2 separate regions of the Homo sapiens genome follow, and region 1 is linked to region 2. A link is an interaction called in ENCODE POLR2A ChIA-PET data of the cell type or tissue named here. Cell type or tissue: MCF 10A. All regions are shown on one strand. Each heading gives the region's core, and the rest is flanking DNA. Links, peaks and the distances in the headings are about the cores only. Region 1 overlaps PPARGC1B (PPARG coactivator 1 beta). Region 2 overlaps PPARGC1B (PPARG coactivator 1 beta).

Region 1 (10,363 bases), core at 4,121-6,620, 58 kb before region 2:
ATTACAAAATTTCACTAACTGGTCCGTAAACAGAAAATATGAGTACAAAAGACGAGATTTCAATGAAAACTAAGTTGAAGGCTGTGGAAGGATTCAATAAAGTTGAGCTGCTAAAAAGCAAACAACACTGCCATCAAATTTCATGTGAATGAGTTCATGGTAAAAGATTATGAGAAATTTGCAAGAATCAAGAAAGATTCAGCACTCAGACTGCTTGACAAGAGTCAAAGTTCTTGATCCAGCTGAATGCATCCTGAAACTGGAAACTAGAACCCTGGCACTGTGGGTGTGGACTATGGAGGGAAGATGACTTGCGGTTTCAATGCTGGCACCACAAACAGTCCTATAGCAAAAGACTGGCAAAAATGAATATACATGTCATATGGCTTCGCTAAAAGACAACGTAGGCATGTGTTTCACAATTTTGCGCTTTATCTGACTTTTTCCTAGGAATTCCCCTCTGCAGCCTCCCTGCACCTCCCAGCCGTAGTTTCCACTCTCATTAGATAAGAAGGTGACTACTGCACACAGGCTCTGGCCCCCATGACACAGGAAATAAAGTCTTATGATGGACTACCATAACACAGAACCAAGGTTTTGTGTACCGGAAGGGTCTGGAGTAACACTTTTTGTGAATGAATCTCTCAATTTGCAAATTAAGACATTGAGGCTGAGAAAGCGGGAAGAGGGAGTCACCCGAGATCCACACAGCCAGCTCCTCCCAGGGCCGGAACACAAACCGGGATCTCCCGTGTGACCTGTCCAGACCAGTTTCCAGACAGGCCACTTTCTCAACATCTGTGGCCCATCCACCAAAAGTTCTACATTAGATCCATCTCTCTTTAAATGATAAGGGAAAGAGAGAACAGGCAGTCTCCTGGGTAGGTGTTATCTTACAGTCATCTCCTTACCCACTCCTATTGCCTGCAAGCAGCCCCTTATCCACTGAAGATCTGCAAAGTCTCTCGTTGCTGTGTCGGGGTGAGATGACCTGGGGTGAGGCAGCTCCTGGATGGCCTGGCAGGTGGCTGTGCAGAGCCCAGACTCCCCTCCTTCAGCACCGAGGTCAGCTAGGCCCCCCACCCCACCTTCGGCAGCATGGATCCTGGCACCTGTCAGGAGGGTGGCCTATCAGCAGGTACAAGCCTGCCCCAGGCCCAGGAAGGCAGTGTTTCATTTTGTTTGTAAACAATAAGGTTGAAGTATATTCTGCGCAAGGTGTTTTAAGGCAGGGTAATATACACATTGTGTCTGCCTGCACTCACAGTCAATTTTATGCACTTGAACTCAAGGGCCTCTTGAATTCAAAGGAGAGTGGCAGGAAAGCACTTGCTAAACTGTAAAATGATGTACAGGTACATGTTGTTAGGCTTTGTTGAGGCAGGGCTGGCCCTGGCTCATAACTTGCTAGTTACAGGGAGTTGCTTGCCCTCTCCGCATCTCTCAAGACCAGCCTCCCTCCTGGAACAGTTGTGTGGCTTGAGTGTCCACCCCGGGGCCTCTGTGCTGGAGCCTTCCTCAGCCTGGAACGCCTTCTCTCTCCTTCATCTCCCATAGCGGCTCCCTTCTTTCTATCCTCATCCCAGGTTGAACGTCCCTCCCCAGATGGGCCTCCCTGACCACTGCACCCCAAATGGCCATCCCGTCTCTGGCCTACCTAGCACCCTGCTGGAATTCCCTCGATTAGCACTTATCATTCTCTGCTATCCCCTGCCTCCTTTTATCAGTATGTTTTTAAATTGTGGTAAAATATAAATAACATGAAATTGATTAATTTTTTTTTTTTTTTTTTTTTTTTTTTAAGAAAGGATCTCACTCTGTCGCCCGAGCTGGAGTGCAGTAACATGATCATGGCTGATTGCAGCCTTGAATTCCCGGGCTCAAGCAATCCTCCCGCCTCAGCCTCCTTAGTAGCTAGGACTACAGGTGCACACCACCACTCCCAGCTTGCTTGCTTGCTTATCTATCTATCTATCTATCTATCTATCTATCTATCTATCTATCTATCTATGGTAGAGATGGATCTATCTATCTATCTATCTATCTATGGTAGAGATGGATCTATCTATCTATCTATCTATCTATGGTAGAGATGGATCTATCTATCTATCTATCTATCTATCTATCTATCTATCTATGGTAGAGATGGATCTATCTATCTATCTATCTATCTATCTATCTATCTATCTATCTATCTATGGTAGAGATGGATCTATCTATCTATCTATCTATCTATCTATCTATCTATCTATCTATGGTAGAGATGGATCTATCTATCTATCTATCTATCTATCTATCTATCTATCTATCTATGGTAGAGATGGATCTATCTATCTATCTATCTATCTATCTATCTATCTATCTATCTATCTAAGGTGGAGATAGGGGTCTTTCTGTGTTGTCCAGGCCGGTCTCAAACTCCTGGGCTCAAGCAGTCCTCCTGCCTTGGTCTCCCAAAGTGCTAGGATTATAGGCATGAGCCACCATGCCTGGCCCATTTTAAACATTTTTAAGTGTGCAGTTCAGTGGCATTAAGTACACCCACATTGCTATGCAGCCATCACCACCATCCATCTCCAGAACTACCCCCATTACTAATTTATCTACTTGTTTACTGCTGCCTCCCACAACTGGCAGCTCCATGTGAGCAGGGGCTGTGTCTGGGTTTGCCTTGTTGCCCACTGTATCCCAAATGCCCAGCATAATGCCTGGCACATAGTAGGTGCTCAATAAACATGCGTTCAAGAAACAAAATGAGTGTCTTGTAAAGGGTATAGGACCGTGTACAAAAACAAGAGAGCGCAACATGTGCATTTTTTCCACACAGCCCCAAGACAAGACCAAGCTTCCTGGCAGCCTCAGTCACCAGATAACAATTTCAGGTTTTGTCAAAGTCTGTGGGGGGCAAAAACGCTGAGAGTTCAGTTTCTTTCCTGGTTCCAGGCCCCTCTACAAGGTCAAGAATGAAGATACATGATCACACAAACCACCTGACATCAACACTCACCATTTCAACACATCAGCTCTACCGAGAGCAACATTTTATCAGTTGCTGAAGGGCAGGCACAAAAATAGACTGCAGGGATCAAATGCCATCCTCAGCTGCTCTCTTGACTCTCAGGAGTGAAAGGCCCTGGCATCCAAGGACCCCAGGGCCTGGGGACCTGAAGGCAGGGGTCAGCTGTTCCAGTAGTTCACAGAAATTGGGAGGTGGAGCTGGGGCTGGAATTAGGGTGCCTTACACATCAAAATACTCAGTCATCAAGGTAGATCATATTTTAATGCAATTTTAAAATTAATGCAAAATATCCACCCAAGATTAACAAAATACCAAAATTCTAAGTAAAGGTGAGGTCAGTGGTGCCAATTTTTTCCCTCTTGCCTCGGTTCCTGTAGGGCTACGCATGGCCCCGTTGCTGTTTCTGCCTTTGTTTTAAAATTGGATATTTTGTTCAGCATGGATATTTATATCAATTATTTTTTAAACACTGATATAAATAGGATTGATCTTGACGACTGAGTTTTTTAGCATCTCCTTAAATTTTGTGCCAGAGCCAAGTGCCTCCTTTGCCTTACCTTAGCCCTCACCTGGGCGGGATTAGATGGAGAAAGTTACTGTTCATGCAGGTGACTAAAATGGGACCATGTCTCGGGTCACGCCATTTAGTGGGGCCTCAGTTTCAACATCTCTGCAATGGGGCCCATAACCTCCTAGTTGCTGTGGAATTGCTCCAGCCCTCATGAGGTATTTAGGAAAACTGTAAAATGCTTATAAGAAACTCTCCAGGAACTGTTATTAAATTCTTCTCAAAGATGGTGAATGGCCTGCCAGGATGGGGGGTGGCATTCAGCTTTGAGGTGAGTTACAAAACACGTGCCCTATTTCTAATGAAAGGAGTGAAGTTAGTGAAATGCATCGATTTTGCTTAAGAAAAGAAAGAGACTGGAGCAGATTCCTGGTTCTTCCTGCAATCAGGATGTCCTCTGGCAGTCTACTCGCTGGAATTCTGACCTTGGTCCTGAGTCGGAAGGAAAGCAAAGGGTGACTGTTGCTCATGTCACACGGCTGAAGGGGCGACCACTGACACCCTGCTCATGAGCTGGCAGGTGCTTCCTTTCCTTGCCATGTTGTGTGGGATTTCCTCAAAATTCAGATGTGCCTAGGGACATGCCAGCCATCCTCCTGTGTCAGGAGGATGACAAAGTACCTGACTTTGGGAGGACAGAAAAGTGCTGGACTGCTGATAGTTTTATGACATGGTGAATGGACTTAATGCCACTGTTTTGTACTTTATAAATGGTAAATTTTAGTCTGAGCAACGTGGCAAAACCCTGTCTCTAAAAAAAAAAAAAATACAAAAATTGGCCAGGCACAGTAGCGTATGCCTATTGTCCCAACTACTCTGGAGTCTGAGGTGGAAGGATCACCTGATCCCAGGAAGTTGAGGCTGCAGTGAGCTGTGATGGTACCACTGCACTACTCTAGCCTAGATGACAGAGCAAGACCCTGTCTCAAAAAGGAAAAAAAAAAAGGGTAAATTTTATGTTAGGTACATTTTACCACAATTTTTTTTAAAAAGTTGGCCAGGCACAGTGGCTCAAGCCTATAATTCCAGCACTTTACGAGGCCAGGGTGGGTGGACGGCCTGAGGACAGGAGTTCGAGAGCAGCTGACCAATATGGTGAAACCCCGTCTCTACTAAAAATACAAAAATTAGCTGGGCATGGTGGTGGGTGCCTATAATCCCAGCTACTCGAGAGGCTGAGGCGGGAGAATCGCTGGAACCCAGGAGGCGGAGGTTGCAGTGAGCCGAGATCACACCATTGCACTCCAGCCTGGGCGACAACAGCGAAACTGTCTCAAAAAAAAAAAAAAAAAAGTCCCAGAGACCTAAAAAAACAAAGTGTCCCACACACTCCATCTGGAGGTGTTTTCTGGGGTCCTATAGTGTCCACGTTCTCTGGTTCTATTTCCGCATCTCCTGCCCTGGCTGGCAGGAGAGACCGAGGGAGCAGGGCCAGGGCTCAGCTGAGAAGCCCTTTTTCTTGTAAACACTGTTATAAATAACCCAGAAAGAGGTAGAAAGGGGGTCCTGGCAAGAGAGTGAAGGTCAGGCAGCCCCTTCATGGCATTTAAGGAAATGTCATGCTCAACAGGGCAGCAAGATGCCAGTGCACACCTTCAGCCCAGTGCTGCCTGGAGCTGACTGCCGCCTTGCTGTCATGCCAGAGCCCCCAGGCAGCACTCACACACCCAGGATATGCAGCCCTCTCAGGTGGCCGGCTCCTGGGGTTTATGAACAGACAGGGGACCCTCAGGTGGGTGGACAGGCAGTAGGTAGCTGGCGATTCCCCCTTCCCAGTAGGCTGGGGGCCTCGGCAGGCCAGAGCTGAAGTCAGTTCCCCAATAACCCAGGCCAGGACTCCACACCAGCCTGGGCTTGTCAGCCAACACATGACCAGGCCGAGGGAGAGATGACTCAGCAGTGCTCGGCCCACAGCTGCCCCTGCTGCTGCACAGCGTGGGAGCTGGAGGGGCCTCACAGCCCATCTGGTCCTGTGGTTCCCACACTGGGCTCCCTGGGGAACCCCCACAGCTCCACCATGGCCCTGGGCTTTGAAATGGGAGGAATTATGAAAGAGTTAATTAGGTTTCCCATGTTTATTAACCAAAAGTCATATAGTGGCAACCCATCATATTCCTATTTAACCAGAGTGAATTTAACATTATGTGATTGGCAAAAAAGATAAATAGGCCAGGCGCAGTGGCTTACACCTGTAATCCCAGCACCAAGGTGGGTGGGTCAGATCACCTGAGGTCAGGAGTTCGAGACCAGCCTGGCCAACATGGCAAAACCCCATCTCTACTAAAAATACAAAAATTAGCCAGGCGTGGTGGTGCACGCCTGTAATCCCAGCTATTCGGGAGGCAGAGGCAGGTGAATCGCTTGAACCCGGGAGGCAGAGGTTGCAGTGAGCCGAGATCATGCCACTGCACTCCAGCCTGGGGGACACAGTGAGACTCCGTCTCAAAAAAACAAATAAATAAATAAATAGCCATATTTCTATTTCTTTCTTACACATTAGAAGTAGGGTGATGTATCTTGCATGTGAATTCTCTATTTGCATAAACTCATATACACGTACCTATTTTCCATATACACTACTTTGTAGGCTATTTAAGGACCCTATGATAGTTAATTTGACCCAAACCCCAGACTAAGAAACCACTCCCCAAGTCCATGGTATTTACCACTCAGGGTGTCTGAGCAGCCTGTGAGAATCCAGCAAAGTGGGCATTCCCCATGTTATCTATGTGACTTTGAAAGAATGGGGAGGGGAAAGTTCTCCACACCTGTTAGTACCTTTGAGAGTCTTCCTGGGTTCCAGAAGCCCAGGCAACATCACGAAGGAGGAAGCTCCCATCAAGAGGGGCAGGGCTTGCCCACCATGCCCAGCGAGCTGGAGGCAGAGCGGATACCAGGGCTCATCGCTCACTCTCCTGCTGAAAACCCTCCCCTGACTTCTCATTGCCCTTGACTAAAACCCGGAGTCCTCAGGGGCCGAGTGCAGCTGGAGCCTGCCTGCTTTCTCACCACCTCCTGGACTCTCCCACCCTCCCTATACAGTAGGCATGGTGGCCTTCTTCCTTCCCATGGAACACAACCCTCTGTCTGGGGCTGTCCACCTGGGACACCTCCCCCAGGTCCTGGGGCCACCTTCCCACTGTTCAGTCGCAGTGAGAGAGGCCTTCCCCAACACTCCAATCCTTCCACTCACGGGGATTACATCACTGTGGGTTTTTGTTTTTGTTTTTTTGAGACAGCGTCTCACTCTGTCGCCCCAGCTGGAGTGCAGCGGTGTGAGCTCACCTCACTGCAATCTGTCTCCTGGGTTCAAGCGATTCTCCTGCTTCAGCGTCCCGAGTAGCTGGGACTACAGGCATGCTCCACCACCTGGCTAATTTTTGTATTTTTGGTAGAGATGGGGTTTCGCCATGTTGGCCAGGCTGGTTTCAAGCTCCTGACCTCAAGTGATCTACCCACCTCAGCCTCGCAAAGTGCTGGGATTATAGGTGTGAGCCACCGCACCCGGCCGCATCACTGTGTTTTAAGCATAGCATGGAACCAGGGACCATCCGTCTCCTCTCCAGAATATAAACTGTCCAAGCACCTGGCCTTGTCCTTTGCTGAGTCCCAGCACCTGGAAAGGTGCCAAGCACTGAGTAGGTGCTTACTAAACCTTTGCAGGACGGGAGGGTGTGGGGTGGAGGCGCAGAGGCACTATTTCCCAGGACAGTTTTGGCATCTCTGCCTCACACTATCGTGAAGGCTGCAGTCTCTCTCACACTAACCCCCCTTTACCGGGGGTTGAGGGGTGGTTTCCTTCCGCATCCATTTATTCCCTTATGGAAACTCCTGCCTTTCCTTTTCCAGTGGGTCAGATGATGAGAAACGCAGACCCACAGGCTCCCAGATAAAGCTGGTGGGAAAGAGGTTCTCTTTGGCCCCAGCAGGCTCTCCTTGGTCATGTGGTCAGTGAGGGCCAGAGGCCAAGGGAAGCCAAGGAGGCCTGCTGAGCAGACCACCACTCGCTCAGGTCCTGCAGACTCGAGGCTCTGGCTGGCCTCCTAAGCCACAGCTGAGCCTGCCTTATGTAGAAGTGCGTTCCAGAGCGAAGAACTGGGCGAGTACAATGAATCTGTGTCAACTGAATCACACGTTTCCACACTCCCTTCTTCTCAAGTAATAGGGATGTGTCCTGGGGTGGGGGTGGCACTGCAGCAGGCTCCCCACCCCTGGGCCTCCTTACTGTGTGCTAATGACAGAATAACAGGCACCTGAACTAGGAAAGGGGGAAAATCAGATGCTTGATTGCCACCCAGGACTAAGAGAAACAGGCAGGAGGCGAGGAACTCTCTCAATGACAGAACAAGGAGGTGTTTTGTCAAATGAAGCCCCTGCCATACGCACATGTAAGTACCACGAGAACCCACTTTCCTGCCCTACTAGGTTTCTCCCACTCTACTAGGACTGGTGGGTCTCAGGGCTCATAAAAATCCTTTATGCTGTAAATTAGATATTCTCCCATTTGACACTCACAACAGGGCAGAGGTTAAGCCATTTTTCAAACAGGAAAGCTGAGGTTCAGAGAGGGAAAGTGAGCTGCCTAAAGTCACAGAGCAAGTCAAAGACAGGACCAGGACTAGAATCTCAAGACCTCTGAGTCCTAGTGGAAGCAATAGTAGAGAACACTGGATGGGGAGTCACAACCTGAATCCTCTGTGCTAATAGTATGAGATTTGGGACAAGTCCCTCTACTTCTCTGAGCCTCAGTCCCCCATATTCCAGCACTGGTCAACCTCAGAGAGCAGACAACCAGGGCCCTGAGACATGCAGGGTCAGCACGTGGGCAGGGTGGAAAAGTGTCAGGTGCCCCATCAGCAATTCCTAAAAAGGAGGAAAGACAGTGGAGGGGGTGGAGGTGGTGTGGATTGAGGGCTGGTGAACCCTCAAGTGGGAGAATCCCTTAAGTGGCAAGTGGGAGCTCTGCTGGCTCCTCCCTATGCTACTCATGTTGTGGTCCATGAACTAGCAGCATCAGCCTCTCCTGGAGCTTATTAAATACCGCAGCCCTTCACACTCATCCCAGACCTCCTGAATCAGAATCTGCATTTTAACAAAATACTCAGGTGATTCATAGGCACATTTAAGTTTGGGAAGCCAAAAATTTTAAATCGAGTCAGATCCTTATCATGTGACCATGGATGCAACACCTGAGTCCTCCCAGCCCCAGCTGCCCCATCTGTAGAGATAAAGCTGTGTATGCCTCACAGAAGTGTCATGAGGGCTCTGTGTGATCACGTATGCCAAAAGCCTAGCCCAGAGCCCGGCAGGTAACAGCTGTCCAAACTGTTAGCTTCCTTCCTTCTCGAGAAGCCAGAAGGAAGGAGGCTTCTGCCTCCATCCCAAATCCTGCCTGCACATCTGGGAGGGGAGGAAAAGACCCCCATGGGGCCACAACAGATGGGGACAGGGTGGGAGCAGAGGGAAAGGAGGAGAGGAGAGGAAGTCAAGAAGAAAAATAAAAACAAGCAGCAGAGACCATCTGAATCCCGGGAGGCAGGCAACATGCAAAGCCCAGAGACACAACCGGTTCAGCTCACGTCGCAAATTGAGTGCTGCCAGAAGCCAGCAAGCCAGGAGGGACGGAGGAGCGAGGGCCACATGGCTGTGTCCTTTCAGACCGTGTAGGACAATGCTCTTCCAGACCAGCTCTGAACTGGTTCCTGAGGTCAGGGCAGACACTACACTGAGGGTCACTGGAGCAACCAGACAGAAGCTGGGGCCTTGGGCCAAGTCCTGAGAAGGGTCAAAGTGAACTGGAGAACACTTATCCAGAGGACCGTCAACCAGAGGAGCTCGGGGGTCAGGGACGGGGCGGTGCTGAGCTGTGTAATCTTGGCCAAATGATTTAACTTCTCCGGGTCTCAGTAAAATAGGGTACACCCACCTGCTTAGGGTTCTTATGAGGATTAACGAGAAGGGCTTCACATAGTGTCTAGTGCAAAGTAGATACTCAAAAGACAATGGCCATCAGTGAGATTACTACACAAGAGTCCTTAAGCAACTACAGCTGCAGCCTCTCTGGGTTGCTGGGCCTTCCTGTAGCTTCCTCACACCCAGTCACTGAGTTAACCCTTCATGCTCTGAGACAGACCCAGTTCACACCACCAACTCACACGTCAATGGCAGCCATAGCCTCCTGCCTCTACTCCAGCCCCCACCAGGCGGCTAGACACAGAGCAGCCACAGCTATCTTCTCAAGACACAGACCTGACCCCACTGGCTCCCTCTGATTCCTCCCAGGTAAAGACTGAAACTCTTTCTGTGGCCTGTAAGGTCCTGCACGGTGTGTCTCCTGCCTCCCTGTCCCACATCATTTCACACCAGCACCCACTCCCTACTGCCACTCTGAGTCCTGCTGGCTTCTTTCCACCCCTGGCACTTGACAGGATCTGTCCCCTGACATAGCCTCTGCGCATGCTGTTCCCTCTCCCGGAACACGCTTCCCACACATAAAGGCTTTGCCTACTTATCTCCTATTCATCCTTCACTCTACTTCCTGGAGGAAACTTTTTTTTGAGCTTGCAGATCATATAAGGAGCCTTTCTGCACGCTCTCATGGCCTTCTGAAGGTACAGAGGCTTCTGGAGCTGAGCACACTGGGAAATTAAGCATTTATTATTAAACATTTATATGCATGAGTATTTTATTAATGCTCACTACTGTATCCCTGGCACCTGGCACATAGTAAGTGCTCAATAAACACTTGGAGAGGGGATTAGGAGCCTGGCCATTCC
Region 2 (10,363 bases), core at 3,751-6,250:
ATGTGAGTGCAAGGGATGACTGCCATTTGTAACATGCATAATGTTTTTGTTTGTTTGTTTATGTTTTCATCTTGACTCCTGACTTCAAGTGATCAAGATGGAGTCTCACTCTGTCACCCAGGCTGGAGTGCAATGGTACGATCTTGGCTCACTGCAACCTCCGTCTCCCGGGTTCAAGCGATTCTCCTGCCTCAGCCACCCAAGTAGCTGGGATTACAGGCACCTGCCACCACGCCTGGCTAATTTTTGTATTTTTAGTGGAGACAGGGTTTCACCATGTTAGCCAGGCTGGTCTTGAACTCCTGACTTCAGGTGATCCACCCACCTCGGCCTCCCAAAGTGCTGGGATTACAGGCGTGAGCCGCCACGCCTGGCCTGTAACATAATCTTTTAAACCAGGGTCTGTGTTACATTTGCAAAATAAATACAAAAGCAAGTTCATTGTCTCTTTCACATTGAACCACAGTGTATGCTGAAACTAGTAGGAAAATGAGCTTGCCAGGCAGCTGGGTCTTCCTGGGGCTTGCTCTGCGTGAGCCCCACCAATCTCTTCCCCTTGGTTCTGCTCCGACTGCAGTCTGAATCACAAGGTGGATCAGTTAACACTTCAAACAGCCCGACTGAGTAATAGATTCTAAATCAGGAAGGCTGAGTTTAAATGCCTTCCCCACCAGCAAGGGTATTTATCTTGTTCTGTACATATTAACGGACATGTAGAGAGATGCGGTACATAGTATGTAGACTAAAAGCCAAACCTCGGGAGTGATTAAAGCCTGGGAAGTACTTGGAGGTGATCAGATATTGTCTAAACCTGGTATTATCTGAGTTAAAACAGGCAGCAATATCAGCAGCTGTGGTAGGCACATGCACAGGGAAGTAGCAACATAGCCTTACATCTGTTTATGACTCTACAATTGGCAATTTGCTTTCAGATCCATTATACATGCATTCTCACAGCAATGCAGGGATTGCTGTTCCCATTTTATAAAGGAGGAGATAGTTAAACTATGACTACCGTCTATGTTCTCCCCATCTCAAGGTCACAGGTAGGAATCCGCCCATAAAAGGAGGCTGAGAGGTGAGAAAAGTGTGCCCAAGGAGAGAAGCTTGGGGAGAAGTGAAACCTACAATGTTACCTTTATTTTCTTAAGCACTGCCTATGACTGGTTATTTCTGGGTGCTGGGATTAGTTTTCTTTTCTTTTTTTTTTTTTCTTTTGGACAGAGTCTTCCTCTGTCGCCCAGGCTGGAGTGCAGTGGTGCAATCCTGGCTCACTGCAACCTCCACCTCCCAGGTTCAGGCAATTCTCCTGCCTCAGCCTCCCAAGTAGCTGGGATTACAGGCGTGTGCCACCACACCTGGTTAATTTTTGTATTTTTAGTAGAGACGGGGTTTCACCATGTTGGCCAGGCTGGTCTTGAACTCCTGACCTCAGGTGATCCGCCCGCCTTGGCCTCCCAAAGTGCTGGGATTACAGGCATGAGCCAGCGTGCCCGGCCGGGATTAGTTTTCTTTACTTTCTCTTACCTATTTGTATGCTCTCACATTTCAATAAATTAATGCATATCATTTTTGCAACAAGAAAAAATACAATTTATATAATCATAGAAGATCAGCACCATAGAAAAGGTAAAAAAGTAAATAAATAAATAAAAAGAGATAATCCCATATTCAGTTGAAAGGCATTTAAAACCGCTAAACTGCTAAGTGGCAGGGTGGGGATAACCTTACTTTCTCTGACAAATTAGTCCCTAATACTGAAAATTTTTAAATATTAATTTTCAAAAAATCCATATTACATTTGCTAAACAAAACAACCAAAATATAAAAGTAAAAGGAATCTAAGATTATTTCTCCAAAATACTTTGGTATTAACGATAAATTACAGTGCAATTAAACAACTGTCTGTGTTATAGTAAAACATTTAAGTTTTGAATTTCATAATTATTAGCTTCTTTTTTACTCTTCAAAATTGCTTTTACATTAACTTTTTCTGTAAAGCTCAGAGCACAGCTATGGATGTACACAGATCCTGTCTTCCAGGCTGAAGCCTGGCCAGGCTGCCTGCACGGGCACCCATCGTGCGTACTTGGACCTGCCGGTCAGTCCCATGGTCACCTAATGCACCCGGCTGCAAAATCCAGCAGCTGGTGCGGGCCAGAGATAATCGGATGGCTTTGGTATTGAATTGCCCATTGGCCACATGGTACGTTAAATGTGGTTCACTCTTTTTCCACTTGATGTGAGCTTTCTTTAAATAATTACAGACCTCATGGTTGAGCCAGCAGCGGCTCTGTAAGCAGCTCTGTGTGAAAGACACCAGGGGCTGGGGCCCAAGAATGGCCATTCTGAACCTCAAAGAGCACCCACAGCCAAGTCTGCAGACCCCTGGGGTATCTGAGTATTCACTGACACCTTCCTTCCCCTATTAACATATATATATATATATATATATATATATATATATATTTTAACTAAAACAGAGAAGACAGCTAAAAGAAAGTTTGTTTTATAGATTTTAAAAAATGATTCAAGGTGGATAAAATAATGCTGTGGAAAAGGGGAAGAAATTATTGTAGATATCATCTGTCAGTAGAGGATTTTGAATGACTTGCTCCTTTAAAAAAAAAAAATCTGGCCTGAAGTTCCCAATTCTCACCCAATCTTTCCACCCCCATGAATGACTTATCCAATGTTCCGTGATTCACTGGGGAGGTTGGAAATCAGGGATTCTCTTGCCTGGAGTTCCTCCTCCACCTTCTCCTCCTTCCAAACCCACTCGTTTAAGGCACATGATCCCATGACAAATTTCTTCCAACTTACAGTTCAAAGAGAAGTCAGCATTGCACCTGTCACCAGGAAAGGGGCCATAACCTGGGGAGTTAAGAACCTACACTGACATTACCCACTGGGTGCAGGGAAAGTACATTAACCATCTGCGATGAGACTGTTTCCTAGCTCCATCTGTCCATCTGTCTCCAGGAACTAGTCTCCCTCTCTATCCAGTACCTGGTGGTTCAGCTCCAAGCAGAATTTACCAAAGCAAAACAGCCCCCATGATTCACAATCCCAGACTTGTGACACTTTAAAACAGCTCACGTTTAGAAAGATAATGAGTCACAGGATGGCAGAGATTAGGAAACTCAGGGCCAGAGAGGGGGCGAGACCTGTCCAAGGTCACACAGCAAAGAGGAACAGCCCAGGGCTCCCTCCAGACTCCAGGTACAATATTCTCACCATGACACTCTTCTTTCCAGCACAGATGCAAAAAACAAGATTTTCCTCTTCCCTAACTCTAAATTACATAGAGATCAATGGAGATTACAGTTTTCTGGGGGCGTTTCACAGTTGCAACTGTTGCAAAATCATACAATGGCGAGATGTGGCAATTCCGAAAAGACTGGAGATCATTGCTCCAAAAAGAATTCAAGATAAGGCAGGGAACTCAGACAGCAGTAGCGGAGGGGCTCCATTCAAAAAACATCTCTCTTCTCAACCAGGCAGATCTGAAGGGCCACAAGTCTCACATTCCCGTCCAGTTCCTACAACAGTGACCTCAGCGGGTAAGTCACTTCACATCCCTGGGCCTTGGGTTCTTCATCAGCAAAACAGAAATGAAAATCCTCACAAGGATGTGAACTGTGGATGTGAAAATGCTGTGTGAATTTCGCAGTGACACACTAACAGGTATAACGGTAAATAGGAGTAATAATCATTATGATGGCACTAAGTATCATCTGCATCATTAAATTTATTGAGGGCTGTACCTAGTGGTTCTGTGGTGCCTGGCCCCACCGATTCCTGCTGTATTGAGCCAGGGACTTGAGTCAGGACTACATATGAGAAGCTGTACCCCAGCCTTTGTGTCAATCCTTAACACAAATCCCTGCATGTCCCCCACTCACTCCTAGGGCCTGGGGAGGAGCGGTGCAGTCCACAGGGTGATACCATTCATCCCATGCTGCCTGTGAGGCCCAGGGAAGAACTAGTCACCCTCAAAGTCACTCTCCTTCTGAAACCTCCCCAAGGCCTTTCCCCTTCTGCAGAGCAGCCTCCAGCTAGTTTCTCGGACGAGAATCTTGGTGTTCCATCTTTGGATTCTTCCAGACATTTCGTTCATGCTGTCTGTTCCTCACCCCCATGGGGAGTCCTCCAGTCAGCTCAGAGCCTCCCCTCAAGCCTCTCACCTAGCCACTCATTGCTCAGTCATCAGCCACATGATATGCTAGCCATCACGACAGCCTGGTCCCTGGCTAGGAGGCCCCTCCCATCATGTTGGCCAGCTCCTGCTCATCCTTCAATACCCTTTCTGCTGCAAAAGTTGTCTTGACACTCTGCCCTGGGCACCTTCCATGGCCATCAGCAGATCTGTTCATCCAGGGCAGGGAGCAAGGCTTGCTCAAATCTGCAACTGGTTTCCCGTGCACAAGGAGTGACTGCTGCACGGCTTCCTCCACTAAACTGTCACCAAACCATCTGGTCACTGGTAATTGTCATTATTATTGATCATAACACCCAGACACACTGCACTAAGCTCTTCAGACATTGTACCTTCTCATCTTCTCAACTCAACTACCCACTGAGATATATATATATAGATATATCTATATCTATATCTATATCTATATCTATATCTCTTCACCCCATTTCACAGGTGAGGAAACTAAGGCCCAGGCAGAATAAGTACCATGCCCTAAGTCAGCAGCTAACTGACAGACCCTGGACTCAGGCTGACTCAGAGCTCTGTTCTTCACTGTTCTCGTGTGCCTCCCACTTGCCCTCAGACCCTGGGCTGTGCTCATCACCTGGAACCGGCTGGTACTGCCCCTCCTCTGGTTGTTTCACAACCATATCATTGAAAATCTTCTGGCAGGCCAGCTGAGCAAAGGAGGGCTTTCTTCTCCTCTTAGGGTGGATTCTAAACCTCCACCTCCCTCTCCTGCTTGGCTCCTCACCCACTCCTCAACCCCACCCTGCTCTCCCTGGAACCTGATTCACCAACCTGGGCCTGCTCTAGCCTCTCAGGAGATGGGCCTCTGGCAAAGCAGCTTCCACCCAAGACACCATCACTGTCCTCTAGTTTTGCCTGCTATGGTGCCTGCCCATGGTCCACCCCCACCCCACCAGGGAGGTGTGGATGCAGGCACAGTGGGAGGAGATTGCCACATTCCTGTTGGGGCTGGACCAGAAAGTACAAGCCAGGCTGCCACTCCTTCAGCCACTGGGACAAAGAGCAGTGCTGGAGTAGGCTGGAGGCCCCAGGCGCTGCTGGGCAGGTACCTGGTGTCCACACCCACAGGGCAGGGAGGAGCTGTTGCCCAACCCCAAGGAGAAAGTGGCATGAGGCCACTAGGGCACTGGGGCATGATATTTTGGGGCGGGGCCCTGGTCATGCCTGCCTGCTGGGCCCTGGGGACCTCTGTGTGGCTTGGTCAGCAAAGGAGCTATGTCCCCAAGCCCCACACTCACCCTCTGAGCATCAGGCTCACGTGAAGAATGGTGCTAAAAGTATTTTTCTCCTGACACTGTTAGGAGGGTTAGGTGAGCTCGGCAGCCTGTACAGCTTAAGGACTTAGCCAACTACTCACTCATTCAAGACACATTCAGTTATGCGAAGGAATGAAGTTGGACTCTTACCTTACACCATATATAAACATTAACTCCAAATGGATCAAAGATAAAAATGAAAGAGCTCAAACTCTAAAACTCTTAGAAAAAAACAAAGCAGGCAAAGGCTTCCTGACATTGGGTTTGAAAATGATTTCTTAGATATGACACCAAAAGCAGAGGCAACAAAAGAAAAAATAGACAAATTAGACTACGTGAAAATTATTTAATTTTGTGAATTAGAAGACACTATCAACAGAATAAAAAGGCAACACATAGAATGGGAGAAAATATTTGCAAATCATATCTGATGAGATTAGTATCTCAAATGTAAAGAGAACTAAATGTCAACAACAACAAAAAACAAACAACCCAATTTTAAAATACAGGCAAATGACTTGAAAAGACATTTATCTAAAGAAGATATGCAAATGGCCAGTAAACACATTAAAAAATGCTCAGTCATTAGGGAAATGCAAATCAAAACTACAATAAGATAACCACCTCACATCCATTAGGATGGCTACTATTTAAAGAAACAAACAGAAAACAGGAAGTGTTAGAGAGGATATGGAGAAATTGGGACCCTTGTGCACTGTTGGTAGGAATGTTAAATGGTACAGCCACCATGGAAAACAGTATGGTGGTTCCTCAAAACATTAACAATAGAACTACCATATAATCCAGCAATTCCACCTCTGGGCATATACCCAAATGGGTTGAAGTCAGGGTCTCCAAGAGATATTTGTGCACCCATGTTCATAGCACCATCATTCACAATAGCTAAAATGTGAAAGCAACCCAGGTATTCACTAACAAATGAATGGATAAGCAAAATGTGGCATATTCAGTGAAATATTATTCTACCTGAAAAAGGAAGGAAATCCTGACATTTGCCCCAATAGAGATGAGCCTTGATGACACTATGCTAAGTAAAATAGGCCAGCCACAAAAAGACAAATACTGTGATCCCACTTGTATGAGAAACCATGTCACAACCAAAATCATAGAGACAGAAAGTAGAATGGTGGTCATTTGAGGAGATGACACCTGACAGGACAGGAAGGAGGTGAGGAAGCAGCAAGCCATGGCAATGCCTGGGAAGAGCGTTGCCGGCAGAGGGAACAGCAAGTGCAAAGGCCTCACTACACTAGCTAGAAGACTAATTCTATTATCAGTGGAGCCACACCCTGACCACACTGTGGAAGCAGCACACAGAGCTGGGATGGCAGTGAATCAGGCATCAGAAATGGATTCTAGTCCTGTTGCTACCTCTAAGCTACTGCATGGTCTGGGACCATGACCAGCACCCCTCTGATCTTTAAGGGGCCTGATACATCAAACTGTCACTGGCCTCTGGGAGTCTGCAGGTGACTTGTGTTCTCTCAGGCTGCCTTCTTCCTCCTCTCTTCCAACCCATTCACTCATAAAGTAATCCTAATCCCCCCACCTCCTATGAGCTGACCCATAAGTGGGTGTGGGATTGAGGATCAAGGAGGACAAACACAGGGACCAAGACGAATATTTGAAAACTGATTACCGGCAGGATCCTACCAAGTCACTCTCTAGACCTCTATTTTCCCATCTGTAAAATGGGAATACTTCTTTTCCCTATGACATGAGATTGATGTGAAGATCAAATGGAAATGCCTGATAAAGAAGTTGCCCTGCTCTCCACGGGCATTATTATAAAGAGGCTTTCGATCTGTTCCCTGGTCATTCATCCTAAATGCTAGCCTGTACCCCACACTGAGGCAGGAAAGAGAGAGGGGAGGGAACTGGCAGAGTTCATGACAGACACTCTATGAATAGTACCTGATTTTTAGTACCAAAGCAGGGGTGTCATCAGAGGGAGCTTTTTAAAGACAGAGAAGCTTAAGGGCCTACTCTCAAAGATTCTCACTCTATAGGTCTGGGACAGCCCCAGATGTGTAATTATGACTTTTTTAAACTACAGAGTTGATTCTGATGTGCACTCATGGCTGAGAACCACTGATTAGTTCTACCAAGCCTGGCAGGTAAGTCCTATTATCATTCCCATTTGGGAGCTGGCTAACTAGAGCACAGAGCAGCTATCTAACTCCTTAGATCACACAACTAAAAAGTCACAAAGCTGGCCAGGCACAGTGGCTCCTGCCTGTAATCCTAGCACTTTGGGAGGCCGAGGCAATAGGATCGCTTGAGCCTAGGAGTTCGAGACCAGCCCGGGCAATATAGCAAGACCCTATCTCTAAAAAAAGTAAAAAATTATCCAGGTGTAGTGGCACATGCCTTTAGTCCTAGCTACTGGGGAAGCTGAGGTAGGAGGATCCCTTGAGCCCAAGAGGTCGAGACTGCAGTGAGCCTCCTTGATCGCACCAGCTTGGGCAACAGAGCAAGACCCTGTCTCAAAAAAAAAAAAAAAAAAGTCACAAAGCTAAAATTTGAACCAGACTCTAAAGCCCAAGCTCTTATGAATCACTAAGCGCAAGTGCCACTGTTTCTTGAGGCCAATCAGCACTTATCTAATGCCGAGCTACAAACTCTTTGTGCTACCTTAAGCAGCCTTGGAAACATAAAAGACAACACCTTATTTTCAGAGATTGCATTAACTTTCAAAGAAAGCTTTATGGCTAGACTAACTCATTCATCTGGCTTCATCAAGGAATTATGTATGCTAACAATATGCAAACTTTATAAATAACTTGGAATGCCAAAACTTTTGCCTGCTTTTGATAGACTTCCTATTTTTGATGGTAATACCAAAATGTACTTCACACTTTCTTGCTTTCTCGGAGAACACTGAACAGAATGTACCTTTCCTCAGACACGATACACTGTCTTCACCAATGAGCTTTGCGCTTTCACATAGTAATGTATTCAGGAACAAGACAGGTGTGCAGGACCCCTCAGCCCCCTCACTAATTGGCCCCAAGCTGGCTTCGGTGCTGCAGTCCACGTGTCTGCCTCTGGTAGATCCTCACCTCTCACCCCATGCCTACATAGGCACACACTAACAGAACCAATGTGCTGCTTCTCATATCATGAGGCCTTGCTTGACATGACTGCCAAGCTTGTAAGAACCATGTGCAAACTAAGAGTGAATTGGCCCTAGGCAGGAAAGGTGCCAGGTGCAACATATGAGGAGATTCTAAGCAAGGGAAGATCCACGCAGCCTGAAGTTCATTTTCTTGGGCTGGGCACTGTGGTCACTGGTCCCCAAGTCCTCTCTTGCCCCTTCACCTCCCTGGATTTCTCTTCCTTCCTCATGAGTGCAGGCAGCCTGCCTAGTCTCTCTGGAGTAAGTGGGTGGGTCATAGGCATGAGGCCTAGTGTAAAGTGCTGGTTTCAATCCCCCGGGAAGATGTGGGGACATCTGACCAGACACCTCCCTGCAGATACCAAGACTCTCAAAACTCTGAGCCCCTCCCCAGTTGAGGCAGAGCCATGCCCTGGAACAGACTGGATTCCTAGCAGTGGTTTATCATTCCACAAAGATCTGTGCACTGGAGGTGTATTCTGATAGTGGGTTCTGGAGGCTCCACAAAGTGTTTGCCTTTGATCCTTCGTGTGCAAGACTTATCTTGGTGACAAGGGCAGGTGACTCCTTGTGGGGACTGGTACAATGCTGCCACACTCACCTCACCCACACATCCTAGCACGTCTCCAGGCACAAAGAAGGACCTCTGGGCCAGGCAAACATCAGGCAAATGTTGTGAAAGATCGAACAGCATTTGTTCATCATTCAGTCATCCAACAACTATTTATTGGGGGCCTACAGTGTGCCAGGGACTGTTAAGTCACTGGGATTTGATGGAAAACCAGCTTGATGAGCTCCAGTCCCAACTGGGTAGAGAAGAGGGAATAGTAAAGAATAAATAGGGCCGGGCACGGTGGCTCACGCCTGGAATCTCAGCACTTTGGGAGGCCAAAGCAGGCAATCACCTGAGGTCACGAGTTCGAGACCAGCCTGGCCAATATGGAGAAATCCCATCTCCACTAAAAATACAAAAATTAGCCAGGCGTGGTGGTGGGCGTCTGTAATCCCAGCTACTCAGGAGGCTGAGGCAGGAGAATCAGTTGAACCCAGGAGGCAGAGGTTGCAGTGAGCCGAGATCACACCACTGCACTCCAGCCTGGGCGACAGAGCGAGAATCTGTCTCAAAAAAAAAAAAAAAAAAGAATAAACACATAAACAAAGGTTATAAAGGGCTGAGGCTACAGTTTACATTTAACCAGGCTCCAGGGAAGGCCAGAGTAAGGAACAGACCTGGCACACAGTGGGCCCTGAATAAATGGATGTTCTCCCCATATAAATCCTCTTCTGCACCCCCATCTTGGCTATGAGGGCACCACTCTGAGCCCCCTGCCCTCTTACCTATATCTAGTGATTTCCACTGAGCCCCACAGCTGAGGCAGGGTATGGGCCCCACCACCCACCCCAGCCACACCAAAGATGCCTCCTGTTACACCATTCCAGTCCTTCTATGTGCTTAGCCAAATTAGCCACCACTGCAATTGTTAGGACCATGTGCTCTGAAGTCAGACAAACCTAGGTTCAAATCCCAGCCTACTTCCTAGCTAGGTGATTTGGGGAAGTCACTGAAATTCTCCAAGTCTGTTTTCTCATTTGCCATACTGCCAACCTCACCGGTAGTTGATTAAACAAGGTAAAGCACCTAATGGCCCTAGCTTAGTACCTGGCACATACCAATAAGTCTCTAAGTGTTGGCTCTTTTATATTATTACTGTTATGAATAATAATAATAAAACTCTT

What was found. ChIA-PET counts read pairs that join two places held together with the same protein. Peaks named below come from ENCODE experiments on the same cell type or tissue, not always from the same donor. Only the 100,000 strongest peaks of a DNase experiment are listed, where the experiment ranks them.
Region 1: POLR2A ChIA-PET joins it to region 2 with 12 read pairs; 5 of 35 experiments call an interaction of 5 or more read pairs at or near these places.

What each region holds. Positions count from the first base shown.
Region 1 is chr5:149,801,126-149,811,488 of GRCh38, reverse strand. All of the region lies in intron 1 of PPARGC1B (PPARG coactivator 1 beta), which reads right to left. Among named protein-coding and RNA genes, the nearest start is that of MIR378A, 73 kb to the right of the region's middle. RefSeq lists a cis regulatory region at 5,476-5,486 and enhancers at 5,409-5,553, 5,143-5,792, 6,444-7,253. In MCF 10A, for the core only: no CTCF peak of the experiment used is centred there; a DNase peak (open chromatin) is centred at 5,468.
Region 2 is chr5:149,742,560-149,752,922 of GRCh38, reverse strand. All of the region lies in intron 1 of PPARGC1B (PPARG coactivator 1 beta), which reads right to left. Among named protein-coding and RNA genes, the nearest start is that of MIR378A, 15 kb to the right of the region's middle. In MCF 10A, for the core only: no CTCF peak of the experiment used is centred there; DNase peaks (open chromatin) are centred at 4,872 and 5,242.